Linked DNA regions of Homo sapiens: region 1 is linked to region 2. A link is an interaction called in ENCODE POLR2A ChIA-PET data of the cell type or tissue named here. Cell type or tissue: Panc1. All regions are shown on one strand. Links, peaks and the distances in the headings refer to the core of each region. The heading gives the core; the rest is flanking DNA. Region 1 overlaps FMC1-LUC7L2 (FMC1-LUC7L2 readthrough). Region 2 overlaps IFT56 (intraflagellar transport 56).

The links. ChIA-PET counts read pairs that join two places held together with the same protein. Peaks named below come from ENCODE experiments on the same cell type or tissue, not always from the same donor. Only the 100,000 strongest peaks of a DNase experiment are listed, where the experiment ranks them.
Region 1: POLR2A ChIA-PET joins it to region 2 with 7 read pairs; 2 of 35 experiments call an interaction of 5 or more read pairs at or near these places.

The regions. Positions count from the first base shown.
Region 1 is chr7:139,362,107-139,371,699 of GRCh38, forward strand. All of the region lies in intron 2 of FMC1-LUC7L2 (FMC1-LUC7L2 readthrough), which reads left to right. The region is part of intron 1 of LUC7L2 (LUC7 like 2, pre-mRNA splicing factor); the gene reads left to right. Among named protein-coding and RNA genes, the nearest start is that of LUC7L2, 7.0 kb to the left of the region's middle. In Panc1, for the core only: no CTCF peak of the experiment used is centred there; no DNase peak of the experiment used is centred there.
Region 2 is chr7:139,148,962-139,158,554 of GRCh38, forward strand. All of the region lies in intron 7 of IFT56 (intraflagellar transport 56), which reads left to right. Among named protein-coding and RNA genes, the nearest start is that of IFT56, 20 kb to the left of the region's middle. In Panc1, for the core only: no CTCF peak of the experiment used is centred there; DNase peaks (open chromatin) are centred at 4,839 and 5,011.

The sequences.
Region 1 (9,593 bases), core at 1,918-6,917, 210 kb after region 2:
ATTTTTTTTTTTAACCTTCAGACTTAGAGGATTTATGATCGAACTCATATTTACGAGTCCACAGTATTGTTTAGCTGAAATGACTGGATTTTCACTGCTGTATTGGGTTAGAAGTAAAAAATATACTACTTTCAAGGAAAAATAATTGAGTGGAGTTTTTTTTAGATATCAAAATTAATTCTATATATGCAAAATAATCAGAACATTCTTTTTTTTCTTACCATTTAATGAGTTTATATATATCATTTTATGATTCAGGACTTTTAATAATTAGGATTGTTCTTTTTTAGCATACAGTCAACTTCAAGTTACCCAGGGATAGGGGAACATGGAAACGTCCCCTGAATAACACCATGTAATTTGAAACCATTTAATGGGAACCCTTGTATTGGACACACAAACAGCCTATGGGAACGCTGTTGGGTGTCTTTGGCACTAAGAGGTGGAAATGGGTATCCAGGAGGTGGGAGAGAGATGGAAAAGGTAGGTAGGAGGGTATTTAAGGCAACTCTGTCCTTTTTTTTTTTTTTTTTTAATTCCAGAGACTATAAAGCAGCGACTCTCTTTTTTGGAAGTGGGGTTCAAGGTGGCAGTGACCCCCTCCACTCTTAGTGTCCTGTCTGTGAAGGAATCTGAAGTGGCACAGAGTCCTGGGGCTTTGGGAAAACATTACCTCCTCACCCCCTCAAGGTTTCTTCCCCCTCCCCTTCCTGACAGTTTTTAATTAGTTCCTTTTAAAATTCATTGGAGATTTAAGTCTGTTAGTTAAATATACCTTAACTTGAATTACATAAAGTAGTTAATCATTTAGATTACCTAAACTTCACTGGAATCCTTAGGAGTAGGAATTTTGTTAGCAGGGAAATGGAGAGGTAATTTTGGATCACTGGGCACTTCAAGAAAGGACATTCCTGGGTGAGTGGTGGAAGTTGGGGGCTTTAGACAATCTGAGGGCAGCATGATGGTGCCGGGAGGCTGGGCAGGGGGACTGCCAGGAGGTGGGAGAGAAATGCATAAGGGAGGTGGGAGGGCCAAAGACAAACTCTGCCTTCTTTGCAATTTTGCCTAGGGCCCTGGTGGTGGCAACCGCCTGTGTGCCACTGAAAATCGTGCCGATGCCTGGCATACTGCATAAATGGAAGCAGGGTACCGCGTGAGTTGAAACATTGGTCACACTATATAAAGTTTGTATATGTGAATCAGTGTAACTCATACCCATATAACTGGGGGTCTGACTGTATTTGGATTTTTCTGATAAGGCATCATGGGCTAAGGAAAAGAGCACTGGGCTGAGACTCAGGAGACCTGGTTTCTAGCCCCAGCTGTACCTCTAATTGTAACCTTGGGTAAGTCACTTAACCTTTTTTGCCTCAAGTTAAATCTGTAATTTGTTATATGGGAAACCAAATAATTTCCTATGTTATACTCAGAAATGTTGAAAAATAAATATATTTTAAGTTTTTTTAGAAAGGAGCTATAAGTAGATAGTAATTACTAGTTTATTTTATCTTGTTTATGATTCATTACGTTTTATAAATATCTTTCTGTTTTAGTTGTTAGCAGAGGGGAGAGGGATAATTTGTTTTCCCTGAACATATTCATTCTATTTGAAAGCAGGGAGGAGTTGCACAGGAAAATCCAAGAAACAGTTTGAGAATTGTCTGTGTGACAGTTGGAAGAACCCAGTACCCTCACACAGACTGTGATTTTTGCTCAGTTGGATTAATTGCAAGGATGTTCCTTAGCTAAAGCCCCTTTGCCAACAAACACAGTTTGGTCATAAGTCTCTAGTCTTGATCCCAGGAAAGTCTGGGAAGATGCAAGCAATAAGAATTAAATAAAATTGAGGGTGTGGATTTAGATTACATCCTTTTTTTTTTTTTTTTTTTTTTTTTTTGAGACAGGGTCTCTGTTGCCCAGGCTGGAGTGCAGTGGCACGATCTCGGCTCACTGCTACAACCTCCACCTCCTGGGTTCGAGTGATTCTCCTGCCTCAGCCTCCCGAGTAGCTGGGATTACAGGTGGCTGCCACTACGTCTGGCTAATTTTTGTATTTTTAGTAGAGATGGGGTTTCTCCATGTTGGCCAGGATGGTCTCGAACTCCTGACCTCGGGTGATCCACCATGCCCAGCCTAGATTACATTTTAAGCTTAGAAATTAGGTAAGTTATAGAAGGTAGTTCTGAGGGTTCTGTATCTCTTAATTGCTTATACCTTTAAATGGGAGCAGAGACCACCTTCGAAAGATTAAAATAGGCAGGAATGGCAGCCTGCCCTCCAAAACAACAAGTAGACTAGGAATGTTAGATAGAATTTTATAGCATCATTAATTGTCCCTTATGGTTAGGGACTGTTTCGGGCAAGTTAAAACTTTCAATAATTTTAACTATTTTAAATGTTAATCTTTCTAAATTGTAGGATATACTTCCTCAGTTAACATATTAATCATAATATTTTTGCTGATCAGTTGTACAGTAGTTATAGTTTGTGGGATATAAAACTGAAAGGATACTCATCCTCATACCCAGGAAAATACTGTTAAGAAAGCCATTTACTTGTTGCTAATGTAAGGTTAGTAGTACATAACCGTGTAATCTGTAAGATAGTATGACATTTCTGCCTTTCTGCAAAATTACTGAATCAAAGTTTGAAGTAGTGCGTTCTTTAATGGATTTTATTTATAAAATCATCTTTACTGTAATCTGTGTTCCTTGACTTTTCATCAACATTGAAAACATTTTCTCTTAATTTTTTCTCATTAACATAATGAACCATATTCATTTCTTGGTCAGTTGTGAGCCATTCTTTTATTCCACTTGGATTGTTCATTTTAAGTGAAGGAGGCGGAGCCTTTAATGTATACGCAGACATTTTTTAAATAATAACAGGATATTTCTTAGTCTAGAGCTTGTAAATTCTTTAATATAAGGAGTTTTATAGGATTAAACAGTAGTTTCTCTGCGTTTCAGTTAACTATTTAACTTTATCAGAGTTTCAGGCATATCCAAAACACTGAAAGCACCTGCATAGTGAATCAATGAAAAAAGAAAAGTTTTCCTCATTTTGCATTTTGAACTCTGAATAATATTTCTATCTACACAGCAGCCCAGAAAACAATAAAAGTATCACTTCATATAACATTGCATCGTTCCTGGATTCTCTACAGTTGTTTAGTTCTCCTCAAGTAAGCATATGCTTCTGAGACATTCTTTTACTTCAGGTAAATATAAGCAAAACAAAGAAAAATCATTTTGTCTATTTCTGCATCAGTTCTATAAGGAGCAAGTAAATTCTTTTATTTTCGTTTAGGTTGGATGTTGTCATATAAGGATAGATGGTAGTGTTCAACGTGTTCAAGATGGGTAGTAGGAATTCAATGGCCATGAGGTGTCATGGATCAAGGTCAGGTTTAGTGAATCAGGTACTCTTCAGTAACAGGTGGTTCATACAAAGCATTGAAGCTTAAAGTTGCTGTGAGTTCAGCAAGCAGGAGGGTTGAGAAGACAGGCAGATGGTTTAAAACTAAAGGTCAATAAGTGGGCAAGACTAGTTAAATGAGGCAGATACTCCCCAAAGATGGAATTCCAGAAAGGTGCTTGAAAAGGACTGAATTCTTAAAGCCTACTGCTGTTAGTATGTAGAGTTCTTGAGGAAACAAGCAGTTTGGCATAACTTAATCTACTAAGAAACTATAAGAAGGTGAAGGAAGTTGGAACATCTTACTGGAAAAAGAATGAGGGAGTGAAGAGGGAATCTTGTGAATTCAAAACTTGCAGAAAAGCTATTCTGTTTCCTTTTTGTTTAGGTTCTCATGCACTAGCAGCTGCTAGAATAGATATTGGAAGGCAGGGCCAAAATAGGTCAGTTGTTCAGTTTTGCAAGATTATTGAGGATATAGAGAAATTAATTTGTGAAAACTCTGAAATCATCTGCAGCTCCATGTTTTTGTTTGAACTGAATAACTTAGGACTTTGAGAAGTCAAAGCCGTCAGAAAGTAACATGAAGTCCATTCAGCTGAATAAATGTCATATTTTGCTATTAGCATAGAAAAGAATCTTTAAAACTTCTTTCCAAAAAGCACTCAGTATTGACCCATATGTTCCAGTATAGTTGTGAACCATGTACAACTGATGTTTGACTTATTTGACTCAACATGAAAGGAATTTAACCAGCTGCCCTTGCTGAATCTTGTCTCCTGAATATGGTAAATGGTTTTTGTTTTTAATCTTAATACCTTAGATTTCTGCAGACCCCAGTTTTCTCTTTTAGAGTTAACTGATAATTATTGGATAGTATCTATAATATACCTGGCTGTTCTGTTCTGTACTGTGCTCTAGTATTAGTTTAAATGGTAGACTTTTCTCTTAAAGTAACTTTAATAGTTTAATAGTTAAAGTTACTTGAAGGTATGTTTTAGATCAGGGACTGGCACTATGGCCTCCTGCTTTTGGTAAATAAAGTTTTATTGGAACACATCCATGCCGATTCATATACATGATGTCTATGGCTGCTTTGGCTTACGACAGCAGAGCTGAATGGTTGCAACAGAGTCATATGGCCCGCAAACCGAAAACATTTACCATTTGACTCTAACAAAAGCTTGTTGATCACCATTCTGGTTTAGTTATTCTAAACCAAGTGTGGTCCTTGGAGCAGCAATTCAGCATCACCTCAGCATCACGTCGTATTGTTAGAAATATAAATTCTTGGACCCACCTACTGAGTCAGAAATTCTGGATATGGGCCCCAGCAATCCATGTTTTTAGAAACCTTCCAGGTGATTCTGATACACATTAAAAGTTTGAGAAACCCTCTTCTAGATCAGTGTTTCCCAAATGTTTGTCACACTTATTGCCTTTATTATTATTTATTTTTATTTTTTATTTTTTGGAGACAGAGTCTCTGTCTCCCAGGCGTGAAATGCAGTGGCCTGATCTTGGCTCACTGCAACCTCCGCCTCTCGAGTTCAGGCGATTACCCTAGCTTCCCGAGTGGCTGAGATGACAGGCATGCACTGTCATGCCCTGCTAATTTTTGTATTTTTAGTAGAGATGAGGTTTTGCCATGTTGGCCAGGCTGGTCTCAAACTCCTGACCTCAAGTGATCTACCTGCCTTGGCCTCCCAAAGTGCTGGTATTACAGGCGTGAACCACCATGCCTGGCCTTGCCTTTATTATTATTTACTGTTTTCTGTTTATTTAATATTTTCCTTTATGTCAACTCACTTTCTAAAAATTTTAAGTTAATTTTAAAATGAAAGTTTATACCACCATAAAAATAAATACAATGAAAACAAAATGGTGTATTATGTAACTAGACTCTTGTCACTTAGGGTTCCTGTGCTAAAAATTAGAAGTTGTTAAATTTATTAAACAAGTACTGTTGCAAAATGGGAACTTTTTTTCTTGACTTAATTGTGATTAATAATTTCCTTACTGAGTGGTATTTAAAATGTCTTGTTGGCAAAATCATGTAACACCTAAAGTCATCTTTTGTGCAAATCTCATACTTTGGAAATTACTGTTCCAGGGAGTATTCATGTGAAAGGAAAGCTGTTTGAACTATATATATACCTAAGCCTGTAAGCAGAAATGACTGGACAGAAATACAAGCCTGTGAGACAGAGAGATCTAGGAGATCCCTAGAGAGGTCCATCAAGACCTCCAGGATGAAATTACCTCATTTAGCTCAATTTCTCACCTCTCCGTTAGTGCTTTGGTCCACGGGGGTCAGTGTTTCTGCAGGATTTCACCAACTGGTTCCACAGTGGGAATGTGAAGAGGTACCTGGCTGTGGGAAAAGCTGCTTATCAAAGAGAGGCCTGATAGAAATGCTAGGGAAAGTGGCTGTGAGCCTGCATTATGGACGGGAGCAGAGCGGCAGGGCATGTTGCTAGGACTAAGCAGTCGATTCACGTGAGTCTGGACACCATGTATAAATATTTTGAAAACTTCCTGTTACAATTTAATTTACTCCATTGTGTTAGAGGGAGTGCTTCCCTGCACATGGTGTTCTGTATATTTATTGGTTGATGTGCTTTAGGGTATAGTAATTATTTATAGCAATAGATTGATACCCAGGTTGCAGAGTTGCTTTAGTTATATCTTTATTTCCTTTTCTTAGAGATTATAGACATAATTTGCTTCTGTCATCTTTTGACCAAAAATCTAATGGGAATGAAGAATTACACTTGAATGTTTATTTTTAAGTAATAAGTTCTGTGATAGTGATTATAGGTGTCTGCATTTAAAAAAATGTTTTAAAAAGTACAGAGGTCAAACAAGCATCTGTATGATTGAACAAATGTTATTTCGTATATTTCTGTCAAATTTTAAAAAATGGATAAAGAGGCCGGGCACTGTGGCTCACGCCTGTAATCCCAGCACTTTGGGAGGCCAAGGTGGGTGGATCACCTGAGGTCAGGAGTTCAAGACCAGCCTGGCCAACATGGTGAAACCTGTCTCTACTAAAAATATAAAAATTAGCCAGATGTGGTGGTGGGTGCCTGTAATCCCAGCCACCCGGGAGGCTGAGGTTGGAGAATTGTTTGAACCCAGGAGACGGAGGTTGCTGTGAGCCCACATGGTGCCAATGCACTCCAGCCTGGGCGACAGAGTGAGACACCGTCTCAAAAAAAAAAAAAAAGTAAAAAGTGCATAAAGCATTACAAATAAAGTCTTTTGTGGTCCCCTTCACCGTCTCAGTCCTTTCCCCAGAGGCAACCCTTTTTGTAAATTTGTTGCATATTCACTGTGAGGCAGTATTTCTGCTGTGTTGTTTAGTTTTAAGGCTCACGTCTCCTTCATGGTGATCTGTTTTTCATTTTAACTTCTTCCTTTATCATTGGGTTGTCTATCACCTCTGTCCCTTGATATTTTCATCTTTTTTTTTCTTTTTTATTTCTTTTCCTTTGGATTTGGGGAGGCTCTAGTTGGCTTCTGTAGCTATCACCAGCTGATGAGAACTTGTCTTTTTTAATAGATAAATCAGCCAGTTACTTTTTCTTTGATTATTTTCAGCTATTGCTTGATAGCCAAAGATAGCTTTCGTTACTTCTAATTTTGTATATAGAAAGTTCTGGATGATAGAAGGCACCGGCTATCCAGAGTGCAATTGTTACTATGTCAGAATTACAGCTCTGCAAGTAAGTATCAAAATATAAAATTTAGCAGGCTGTAACTTTTTATGCCATATATCTTAAAATAAATTCTATATAACCTATTTTAGGACTTAATGTTAAAGTAACTATTCAGGCTTTTCTGATGTCTCTTGTAAATTTAAGAAGAGGAATAGGCTGATAGATTTCCTAAAGCACATACCCCCCAAAACATGATAGCATTGGTCCCTGCCAGCTACCAAGACCCTTTGCTTGTATTAATATAATGAGAGAAGATAGGTGCAGGGCATGGAATAGAGCCTTGGAATGGAGATTCTTTAGTATTCCTGTTCTCACATTTTCATCATCACCATTCTGGTTAGCTTCAAAAGATCCTACAAGGTTTTTCTTCTACTAACAAGGCTGTTCCCCAGTTTCATTCTTATAATCTTGTGATATGGATTTTCACAGACAAGTGGGCCAGATTTTTAACATTTTAAAAACATTAATCTTTGATCATATCCAGCAAGAATGAACTTGTTCTGGAGATTTCTTCTACAGTGGGCATCACATTTTAAAAATGTTTGGCTTGTCATGGGGATTATGGTGGGGGGTGATACTGGTACCTATTTCTGATTATAAACTTATGGGACCATATGAACCAGAAGATTAAGAAGGATAGCTTTTCTGAGCTGTATAGCACCCTTGTGTTTACATTTTCTGGAGGAAAGGAAAGCTGCTTTGTTTTATTAGGAACGACTTGATGTCACATTTGGAAGGCAGACTGTCATAATTGTTTTTTCCCGTTGCCATCTTTGGCATAGTACTCTTTCTTCCCTTTCCTTATGTAATAAATATATGCCTGGAAAGTTTTACATAGATCAAGACATATTAAATGTTTTCAAAGCATCTGTATTATTATGTTAAGACATGGTGATGAGTCCTTTTGTAAAATGAACCCTATACTTTGGATGGTTTAAATATACAGTGGGTTAAACTGAGTGTATATATTAACAGGGGAACATGTAGCAAGGGAGTAATGTTTTTTTAAAAGGTTAATTACAAAAGGATTTGTATAGGTGGATTTTAAGCTGAATTCTAAAGGAACAACAAAGGTAGGTGGGAGAAGTTGGTAGAGTGGGTGAGAAAGTTTGAGGAAGATGTAAAAATGATCAGATTGGCTCCTTAGTATAAGAGTTACTGTGCAGCAGTAATCATCGCTTTTACTTTGATTCCACATGAAGACACAAGGGTTTTTTGTTTGTTTGGTTTGAGACAGAGTCTTGCTCTGTGAGCCAGGCTGGAGTGCAGTGGTGCTATCTCAGCTCACTGCAACCTCCAACTCCCAGGTTCAAGCGATTCTCCCACCCCAGCCTCTGTAGCTGATATTACAGACCTGTGCCACTACACCCAGCTAATTTTTATATTTTTAGTAGTGATGGGGTTTCACCATGTTAGCCAGGCTGGCCTTGAACTCCTGACCGCAGGTGATCTGCCTGCCTTGCCCACCCAAAGTGCTGGGATTACAGGCATGAGCCACTGTGCCCAGTGACACAAGGTTTTACTTGTGCACTGCTTTAGATCTCTTCCTGCCCTGGACTAGACTAGAAATTGGCCATGGATCTTTATACAGTTCCCACATTATTACGTGAACTCAGCAGCTTATGTTGGAAGAAATGGAGGGAAAAAGAGGGAGGAACGTTTCTCTGCATTTAGGGATTCAAGGGGTCAGGAAAACAAGCTTTAAGCTTTTGGTTGTACACCTCTCTAGCTCTAGCTTTCCTTTCACTGAGGGGTTATGGATCTTATTTCAGAGGGAAGGAAACTGTCCTGTCCCAAGCCCACTGTGACACGTGACCCTTAACTAGTATACCTGTGGGGAGGGCTTCAGTTGCCACCCTAGAGAATGTGGGAGGGCTTCCCTTCCCCTGCCCCCATTTGTAGACATGGGAGTGTCTCCATTGCTTTGTATGCTGTTGCATTCTCCTCCCTCCTTGTTTTCCCTAAGCTAAGCTCTAAGCTAATTCTGTACAAAATACTGATTGTTTTTGTAAATTGCTTGCCATGAATGCCTGATAATGTACAGTGAAATAGGATTCTGCATACCATTAAATATGTCAAATATTACAAACTTTAAGGTTCTTTTGAAATTACAATACTAAACTCAGTTCACTTTTGCTTAGCCTTCACAGTTGTTGATCACATAGCATGGTCATCCACTCACAGCTTAAAAAAATACAGGGAGCATCGGAGAGAATGGGTAAAGTAAAATTTTGATGTTTTTAAAATAGCACCTAAATCTATGAAAGTTGATTTGGTTTCTTGTTTGTATGGGAGGGAGAGGGTGGGTAGTACTGGGGGGAGGGGGCGGATATTGGGAAGATAGCATGCAAAGTATAAAATCATGTCAGATACTACCTAGGCTAAGGTTGTAATGTTACTAATAAAATTTAAGTGTTAATATAAGTTTCAGAAAAGGCAGGACCATAGAATGGC
Region 2 (9,593 bases), core at 2,782-7,781:
CTCTGTGATTGAATGCCACCAACATACATCCAGTAAACCACATTAGAAACCTGGCATATCTGGGCCAGGCACGGTGGCTCACGCCTGTAATCCCAGCACTTTGGGAGGCTGAGGCAGGCGGATCACAAGGTCAGGAGATCGAGACCATCCTGGCTAACACAGTGAAACTCCATCTCTACTAAAAACACAAAAAATTAGCTGGGCGTGGTGGCGGGCGCCTGTAGTCCCAGCTACTTGGGAGGCTGAGGCAGGAGAATGGCGTGAACTCGGGAGGCAGAGCTTTCAGTGAGCCGAGATGGTGCCACTGCACTCCAGCCTGGGTGACAGAGCGAGACTCCATCTCAAAAAAAAAAAAAAAAGAACCCTGGCATATCTGTTGACTCTCTTCTTCATCTCCATGTAATCATCAGTTCCTATCAGCTATACATCCTAGATATCTCTTTTATCTATCCCTTCTTCTCCTTGGCTACTATTCTAACCCAGGAGTTTCTCACCTCTTATTTTGGCCCTTTAAATAGTGTTCCTGCCTTTAGTCAGTCTTGTTATCTTCAGTCCAACCACTGAATTTGTTCCACATGCCATGCTCTCTTACCACCATAGCTTTGTGTGCAACATTCTCACTCCTGGAATGACTTCCTTCTTTCTCTGCTTGGTACACGTCAACAAAGGTTAGCCCAAGAGGCAAAAATGGTGGACATTTTATAAATACTTAATTGGCTAACTTGTAGGCACCATGCAGAACACTTTAAATCCATTATTTAGTTTCCCTGACAAGCCTGTGGTTAGAGGCTATTGTAGTTCTCGTTTTATAGGAAACCGAGAAAACACAGGAGGCCATAGATTATTACCTCCTTTTGTTTCATTTAACATGTTTTAAATAACACATAACTTTACTAACATTTTAATAACATAATTTTATTTAACACATACACATATATACATATATAATATATAGATATAGGTAGATACATACATAGATATAGAATAGAAAATATGTTCTACACTATATCTATATACAAATATGTGGGTATAAATAGATCATTTAACATGGTTATTACTTTAGTTGATGTCAGAAGCCACCAAAATTTACATGTAAAATTTCTGCATGTGTCAAACTTTAAAAATCCTACCCTTGCCCTCCAAATTGAATTGCTTAGTATACACTTGAGCACATAGTATATACTTATATATTAAATAAAATGCATTCTTGGGGTAATAGTCATTTCAACTAAGGAGTCCCCCAAGTCTGCCTAATTGGCTTGTTTCCAGCATCAGCAGTTTAGTAAGAGACTCGATTAGCAATTTGGTATCTTTAGAGTTTTCACCCGTTAGTAAGAACAAATAAATGAAATACATTCTTGCCTTTCTACCTAGAGTCAGTCTTGGGGAAATTTACCAATTTTGGTGTGTGGTCCAATTTATTAAATGTTTACATTTTGTCTGTATATGTCTTTTCCATAGTCTAGTATGGTTACTCAATATCCTATCTATAGTATACACCTAGAATTATCCAAGTTAGGACATCAGAGTGTACTTCTAACCTCAAAAGGCAAGCTTTTTCCTTTGAAATTGTGTCAATGTAGTTTATATATTGATTTTATAATGTACTCCAGCAGTAGAAGGCTATGTCAAATGTACCAGAAGAACCTTTTTTTGGTACCAATAAGATAGAGTTTATGTTTAATTATTATAATTTTAATAAACTATTTAAATTCAGGCATTCTTCTAACTTGTATAACAGGGTCTGTATTACATTGTTCAGTGTCTCACAAACACCAATAGCATCCTGCTTTTCTAAAGTAAACAGGAAATAATTTGTAATGATTGACTTAATTCTTAAACTACTTTGAGTAACTTGTTCAGGCTTACACAACTAACATAACAAGTGGCAAATGCAGATCTCAAACTTTTGTCTGACTCCAACATAGACTTAACCACTAAAATGTCCTGCAATACACACACACAAAATGTCTCCATTCTGCTTATTATTTGTCAGTTGCCTAATTATCTTCAATCTAAACAAGCTCATTGATGGTTGAGACTGTGTCTTTTGACATTTGTGTCCCAGGACTGGGCACAATGCTTGCACAAAGTTGATGCCAACTGCTTATTTGTTGAATGAGAAATTAAAAGTATGACTGACAAATTAAGGAGAATCACATTTAAAGAAGGAGGAGATACAAAAGGTCAGTAGAAATGAAGACTGAGAAAAGGCCATTTTAATTAGAGTTTCCTACATTGCCATATCTGATTAGGATATCATTATTATTGGAGCTTGAAGCTAGGTTGCAGGGAGATCAGGAGTGAGTGAGTAACAACTCAGACTGGGAATTCTCATAAAGGGTATGGCAGAAGGGATGGCAAACAGATGATGAAAAAATAGAAACATTGAATGTAAGACAGTGGTTTAAAAAAATAAAATAAAAAAGGAGGAGAAAGCTGCTGGTTTTAGAGACTAAAGAGTTGAAGAACTTTTCCCCCAAAACTGGCACGGCCTCTAGGGTAGTGATTATGAGTTTGGGCTTGGAATCAGATAGACCCAAATTTCAACCCTGGCATAGTTGCTGTGTGACTTTAGGTGAAATACTTAACCTCCTTAAGCATCATCTGTAAAACAGGGAAAAAATGGTACTGACTCATTGTAGGTTCTTGTGAAGATTAAATGGTATGAGGTATGTAAAGTCCTTAACTTGATATACATAGTAAACTCTCAGTAAATATTTGTAATTATTAAAGATTTTGTAGGCTGAAAAATAGTCACATTGATCTGTTTCTTTATGTTTAGTGCTTTCTGTATCTTGTTTAAGAAACCATTTCCGGCTAGGCACAGTGGCTCACGCCTGTAATCCCAGAACTTTGGGAGGCCAAGGTGGGTGGATCACCTGAGGTCAGGAGTTCGAGACCAGCCTGACCAACATGATGGAACCCCATCTCTACTAAAAATACAAAATTAGCTGGGCATGGTGGCACATGCCTGTAATCCCAGCTACTTGGGAGGCTGAGGCAGGAGAATTGCTTGAACCTGGGAGGCAGAGGTTGCAGTGAGCTGAGATTGCGCCACTACATTCCAGCCTGGGCACAAAGAGTGAGACTCCATCTCAAAAAGAAAAAAAGAAACCATTTCCTAGCTCAAGATTATATTTTCTGGTATCCTCTTTTTAAAAAATTTATCTACTTATTTATTTAGAGACAGTGTCTCACTGTGTCACCAAGGCTGTGCAGTAGCACAATCATAGCTCATTGCAGCCTCAAACTCCTGGGCTCAAGTGATCCTTTTGCCTCAGCCTCCCAAGTAGCTGGAACTACAGACATGCGCCACTGTGCCTGGCTAATTTTAAAATTTTCTGTAGAGATGGGGTCTTGCTATGTTGCCCAGGCTGGTCTCAAACTTCTGGCTTCAACTAATCCTTCCACCTTGGGCACCCAAAGCTCTGGAATTACAGGCATGAGCCACTGTGCCCAATCACTTCTGATATTATCTTCTAATAGCCTATTTTTCTTTTTAAGCACAAATTTTCTGTAATTACATTATATTTTAAAGGATTAAGTTCTCCAGTTAAAAGACAAAGATTAGTAAATTAGAAAAGACAAAACCCTAATATATATTTTAAATAGAAAAGAAAATTTGAACATAAAGGATATGTTTCATGTGAAATATGTCTTACATGGTTTCTAACATTGGTGTCATGTTTTTAGAAAGGTCACTTTCATTCTAACGTAGATATGATGACCTACATCTTTAATTTATAGTTTTATTTATATATGGCTTTATTGAGATATAATTAACATATCATACAATTCACCCTTTTAAAGTGTACAGTTGGTTTTTTAGTATAGTCACAGCTTAAGTGCAACCATCACCACAGTCAATCTTAGGACATTTCATTATCTCAAAAAGAAATGTTGGCCAGGCACAGTGTCTCATGCCTGTAATCCTAGCACTTTGGGAGGCGGAGGCGGGCGGATTGCCTGAGCTCAGGAGTTCGAGACCAGCCTGGGCAACACAGTGAAACCCCGACTCTACTAAAATACAAAAAATTAGCAGGGCGTGGCCACGTGCGCCTGTAGTCCCAGCTACTTGGGAGGCTGAGGCAGGAGAATCGCTTGAACCCGGGAGGCGGAGGTTGCAATGAGCCGAGATTGCGCCACTGCACTCCAGCCCGAGCAACGGAGCAAGACTCCGTCTCCGGAAAAAAAAAAAAAAGAAATGGCCGGGCGCAGTGGCTCACACCTGTAATCCCAACATTTTAGAAGTCCGAGGCAGGCGGATCACAAGGTCAGGAGTTAGAGACCAGCCTGGCCAACATGGTGAAACCCTGTCTCTACTAAAAATATAAAAATTAACCGGACGTGATGGCGCATGCCTGTCATCCCAGCTACACAGGAAGTTGAGGCACGAGAATCACTTGAATCTGGGAGGCGGAGGTTGCAGTGAGCTGAGATTGCACCAATGCACTCCAGCCTGGGTGACCGATACTCCGTCTCAAAAAAAAAAAAAAGTCATACTCTTCAGCTATCAACCCCTATTGCCCCATTCCCCCAGCCCTGAGCAACCACTAATGTACTTTGTCATTATATATTTGCCTGCTCTGGATATTTCATATATATATGGAATCATATAATATTTGGTCTTTATGATCGGCATCTTTTACTTAGCATAGTGTTTACAAGGTTCATCATGTTGTAGCATCTATCAGTATTTTATTCATTTTTATGACCAAATAATATTTCGTTTTATGAATATACCTCTTTTAGTTTTTTCCATTCATCAGTTGATAGACACTTGTGTTGTTTCCACCTCTTGCCTGTTACGAATGCTGCTTCTATAAACATTATACTTTTTGTGTAAGTTTTTGTTTGTATGTATGTTTTCAATTCTCTCAGGTTTATACCTAGGAGTGGAATCACAGGGTCATATGGTAACTGTATATGTAATTGTCTGGGGAACTGCCAGACTGTTCCAAAGAAACTGCACTATTTTACATTCCCATCAGCAGTATATAAGCGTTTTGATTTCTTTGCGTTCTTGCCAACAGTTGTTATCATCTGACTTTTTGACTCTAGCCATTCTAGTGGTGTGAAGTGGAATCTTGTGGTTTCTATTTGCATTTCCCTGATGACTAATGATGTTGAGCATTGTTTCATGTGCTTGTTGGCCATTTGCATATCTTTTTTGTAGAAATGTCTATTTAAGTTCTTTGCCCATTTTTTAAATAAGTTATTTGTCTTTTTATTATTGAGTTTCACATGTTCCCATATATTCTAGGTTCAGTCCCTTATCAGATACACAAATTGCAAATGCTTTCTCCTATCCTATAGATTTTTTCATTTTCTTAATAGTATTTTTTTTGAAGCACGAAAGTTTTTAATTTTGATGAAGTCAAAGTTATCCTTTTTTTTTTTTTTGCCTTTTGTTTCTTGTACTTTTGGGGTTATATTTAAGATTCCATTGCCAAGTCCAGAGTCATGAAGATTTTCCCCTGTGTTTTCCACTAAGAGTTTTATAATCTTAGCTTTTAGGTCTTTGATCCATTTTGAATTAACATTTGTAAATGGCATGAGGTAAAAGTCCAACTTTATTCTTTTGCTTGTAAATATCCAGTTATTCCAGCACCATTTGTTGAAGAGACTATTCTTTCACCCTTTGAATGGTCTTGGCACTCTTGTTGAAAATCAGTTTATCATAGACAAATGGATTCATTTCTTCTGGACTCAGTTCTCTTCCATTGGTCTATATGTGTATCCTTACATTAATACCACACTATCTTCCTTACTTAGAGCAAGTTTTGAAATCAGGAAGTATGCGGCCTCCTAATTTGTTGTTTGTTTTCCCAGATTGTTTTGGTTACTCTGATCTGTTGCAATTCAATATGAATTTTAGAATCAGCTTATCAATTCCTACAGAGAACCCAGATTGGATTCTGATAGGGATTGCATTAAAGATCAGTTTTGGGATTAATGCTATCTTAATAACATTAAGTCTTTAAATCCATTCACATGGAATGTTTTTCCATTTATTTAGGTGTTTTTAAATTTCAGCAATATTTGGTGGTTTTTATGGGGCAAGTTTTACATTTCTTTTGATAAATTTATTACTAAGTACTTTATTATTTTTGATGCTATTGTAAATTAACTTGTTCCCTTAATTTCATTTTTGAATTGTTCATTGCAAGAGAATAGAAGTACTACTGATTTTTGTATTGATTGTATCCTGAAACCTTGCTGAACTCATTTATTGGCTTTCTTGCAGATTTTGGGGAGGATTTTCTATATATAAGATTATGTTTGTGAATCAGGATAGTTTTGCTACTACCTTTCCAGTCTGGATACCTCTTCTTCCTTTTTCTTGTCTAACTGCCCTGGCTAGAACCTTCAGTACAATGTTGAATAGAAGTGCTGAGAGCAGATATCCTTGTCTTGTTCCTGATCGTAGGTGGAAAGCATCCAGTATTTCACTGTTAAGAATGATGTTTGTTGTGGGTTTTTTGTAAATGTTCTTTCCAGGTGGGGGAACTTCCAAATGTTTTTTATCATGAAAGGATGTTAATGGAACTGCTTTTTCTATTAGCTATGGAGATGATCATTTAGTTTTTGGGTTTTATTCTATTGATATGGTATATTAATTGATTTTTGAATGTTAAACCACCCTTGTATTCCTGGAATAAATCTCACTTGGTCATCGTGAATAATCTTTTTAATACATTACAGGATTCCATTTGCTAAGAATTTTTTGGAGGATTTTGTGTCCATATTCAAAAAATATATTGGTCATTTTCTTCTCTTGTAATTTTTTTTTGGTTTTGGTATTGGGGTAATACTAGCCACATAGTATAAGGGGAAAAGTTCCGTCTTCTGTGTTTTGAAAGAGTTTATGAAGAGCTGGTATTAACTCTTCTTTAAGTGGTATGATTTTAAGCAGTGAAGCCATCTGGGCCTGGGCTTTTTATTTCATTGTAGTTTTTAAATCATTAATCCAATTTATTTAGGGATTGCATTGACTCTAAAGATCAGTTTGGGGGTTAATGCTATCTTAATGACATTAAGTCTTTCAATCTGTGCACATCCATCCATGTTGTATGTCTATTAATAGTATTTCTTCTTGAGTCAGTTCTGATAGTTTATGTCTTTCTAGGAATTTGTCCCTTTCACTTAAATTATCTAATATATTGGCCTATAATTGTTCACAGTATTCCTCTGTAATCCTTTTTATTTCTCTAAGGTCAGTAGTATTGCCTTCTTTCATTTCTGATTCTAGTAAATTGAGTTTGTTGTTTTTTTCTTGGTCAGTCTAGCTATAAGTTTTCTTAATCTTTTCAAGGAACCGGCTTCTGGTTTCATTGATTTTCTCCATTCTCTTGTCTGTTTAATTGATTTCTGCTCTAATCTTTATTTTTCCCTTCCTCTGTTTGCTTTATGTTTAGTTTTCTCTTTTTTTTTTACAGTTAGGTTATTAATTTGTGGTCTTTCTTATTTTCTTTTTTAAATATAGGCATTTACAACTATAAAATTTCCTCTAAGAAATGTTTTAACTGCATCCCGTAAGTTTTGTTATATTGTATCTTTCATTTATCTCAAAGTATTTTCTAATTTTGTTTTTGGTTTCTTTGGCCCATTTGTTATTTAGGGTATGTTGTTTATTTCCTGATTTTCTTTTATATTTAAGTCCATATTCTACATGGAATTGATTTTTGTGTAGACTGAAGCAGAGGTCAAATTTTATTTTTTTTTCCATGAGAATAACTCATTGTTTCAGACCATTTATTGAAAAGATCAGTCTTTTCCTACTATTCCGCCACCTTTGGAAAATAATTCCAGTGTTTAGATATGTCTGCTTCTGAACTCTGTATTCTGTTGATCCATTTGTGTATCCTTGCCCTCAATGCCATACGGCCTTAATTACTACAGATTTGTAATCAAGTTTCACATGTAGTGGGTCTAGCAAGTTTTGCCATCTTGTTAGTGTTCTTCAAGGGTGTCTTGGCTATTCTTGGCTCTTTATCTTTCAGTATGAATTCTAAAACAAGCCTGCCAAATCCAAACACAAAAACAAACCTGTCAGGATTTTAATTGTATTGCTTTGAATCCATGGATGAGTTGGGAGATAATTGATAGTTTTAAATTAAGTCTTTAAAACCATGAATATGGTATCTTTCTCCATTTATTTAGATCTTTAATTTCTTTTTTTTTTTTTTTTTTTTTTTTGAGACGAAGTTTTGCTCTTGTTGCCCAGGCTGGAGTGCAGTGGCGTGATCTTGCCTCACTGCAACCTCCACCTCTTGGGTTCCAGCGATTCTCCTGCCTCAGCCTCCTGAGTAGCTGGGATTACAGACATCCGCCACCACACCCTGCTAATCTTTGGATTTTTAGTAGAGATGGGGTTTTACCATGTTAGCCAGGCTGGTCTTGAACTCCTGACCTCAGGTGATCCACCTGCCTGGGCCTCCCAAAGTGCTGGGATTACAGGTGTGAGCCACCGTGCCCGGCCAGACCTTTAAGTTCTTTTAGTCAGGTTTTGTGCTTTTTTTTGTATTGGATTTTTTTTTTTTTTTTTTTTTTTAGACAAGCTCTGGCTCTTTCACCCAGCCTAGATGGAGTGCAGTGGCTGGATCATGGCTTACTATAACCTCTGCCTTCCATGTTTGAGTGATCTTTGTGCCTCAGCCTCCCAAGTAGCTGGGACTACAGGTGTATGCCACTGTGTCCAACTAATTTTTTAAACTTTTTAAATAGAGACAGGTCTCACTACATTGCTAAGGTTGGTCTTGAACTCCTGGGCTCAAGCGATCCGCCTGCCTTGGCTTCCCAAAACAGTGAGATTACAGGCATAAGCCACCATGCTTTGCCTTTGTATTGGTCTTTTTATGTGTTTTGTTAGATTTGCTTCTAGCTATCTTAATGTATCTCTGTATATTGATGTTTTTCTATATATATAATCAGTGAAGTAAGATATCTAGTCATTCATTTACTCACCAAGTGATTGCAGTGGGGTGACAGGGACAGTGGGGGGTGTGGTGGTGGGTTGCCAAAGCATGAGGAGTATGCAACAGAATCTAAGAAATCATACCTACCCGGCCAGGCACAGTGGCTCATGCCTGTAATCCCAGCACTTTGGGAAGCAGAGGCAGGCAGATCACTTGAGGTCAGGAGTTCCACACCAGCCTGGCCAACATGGTGAAATCCCATCTCTACTAAAAATACAAAAATTAGCCAGGCATGGTGGCATGCACCTGTAATCCCAGCTACTTGGGAGGCTGAGGCAGGAGAATCGCTTGAACCTGGGAGGCAGAGGTTGCAGTGAGCCAAGATTGCGCCACTGCACTCCAGCCTGGGCGACAGAGCTAGACGCCATCTCAAAAAAAAAAAACCAACAAAGTAAAAAAAGAAATATCCTTGTAAGGTTTTTTATCTCAAAGGAAAAGCTTTTGATGATATTTCATCATTAAGAAATGGCATTTCATCATTAAGTATGATGTTTAATGTAGATTTTTAAAGATATCCTTTATCAGATTAAGGAACTTCCCTTGTAGTGTTAGTTTGCTAAGAGGTTTTATAAGGATCAGATGTTGAAGTATAGCATGTTGTATTCTTCATCT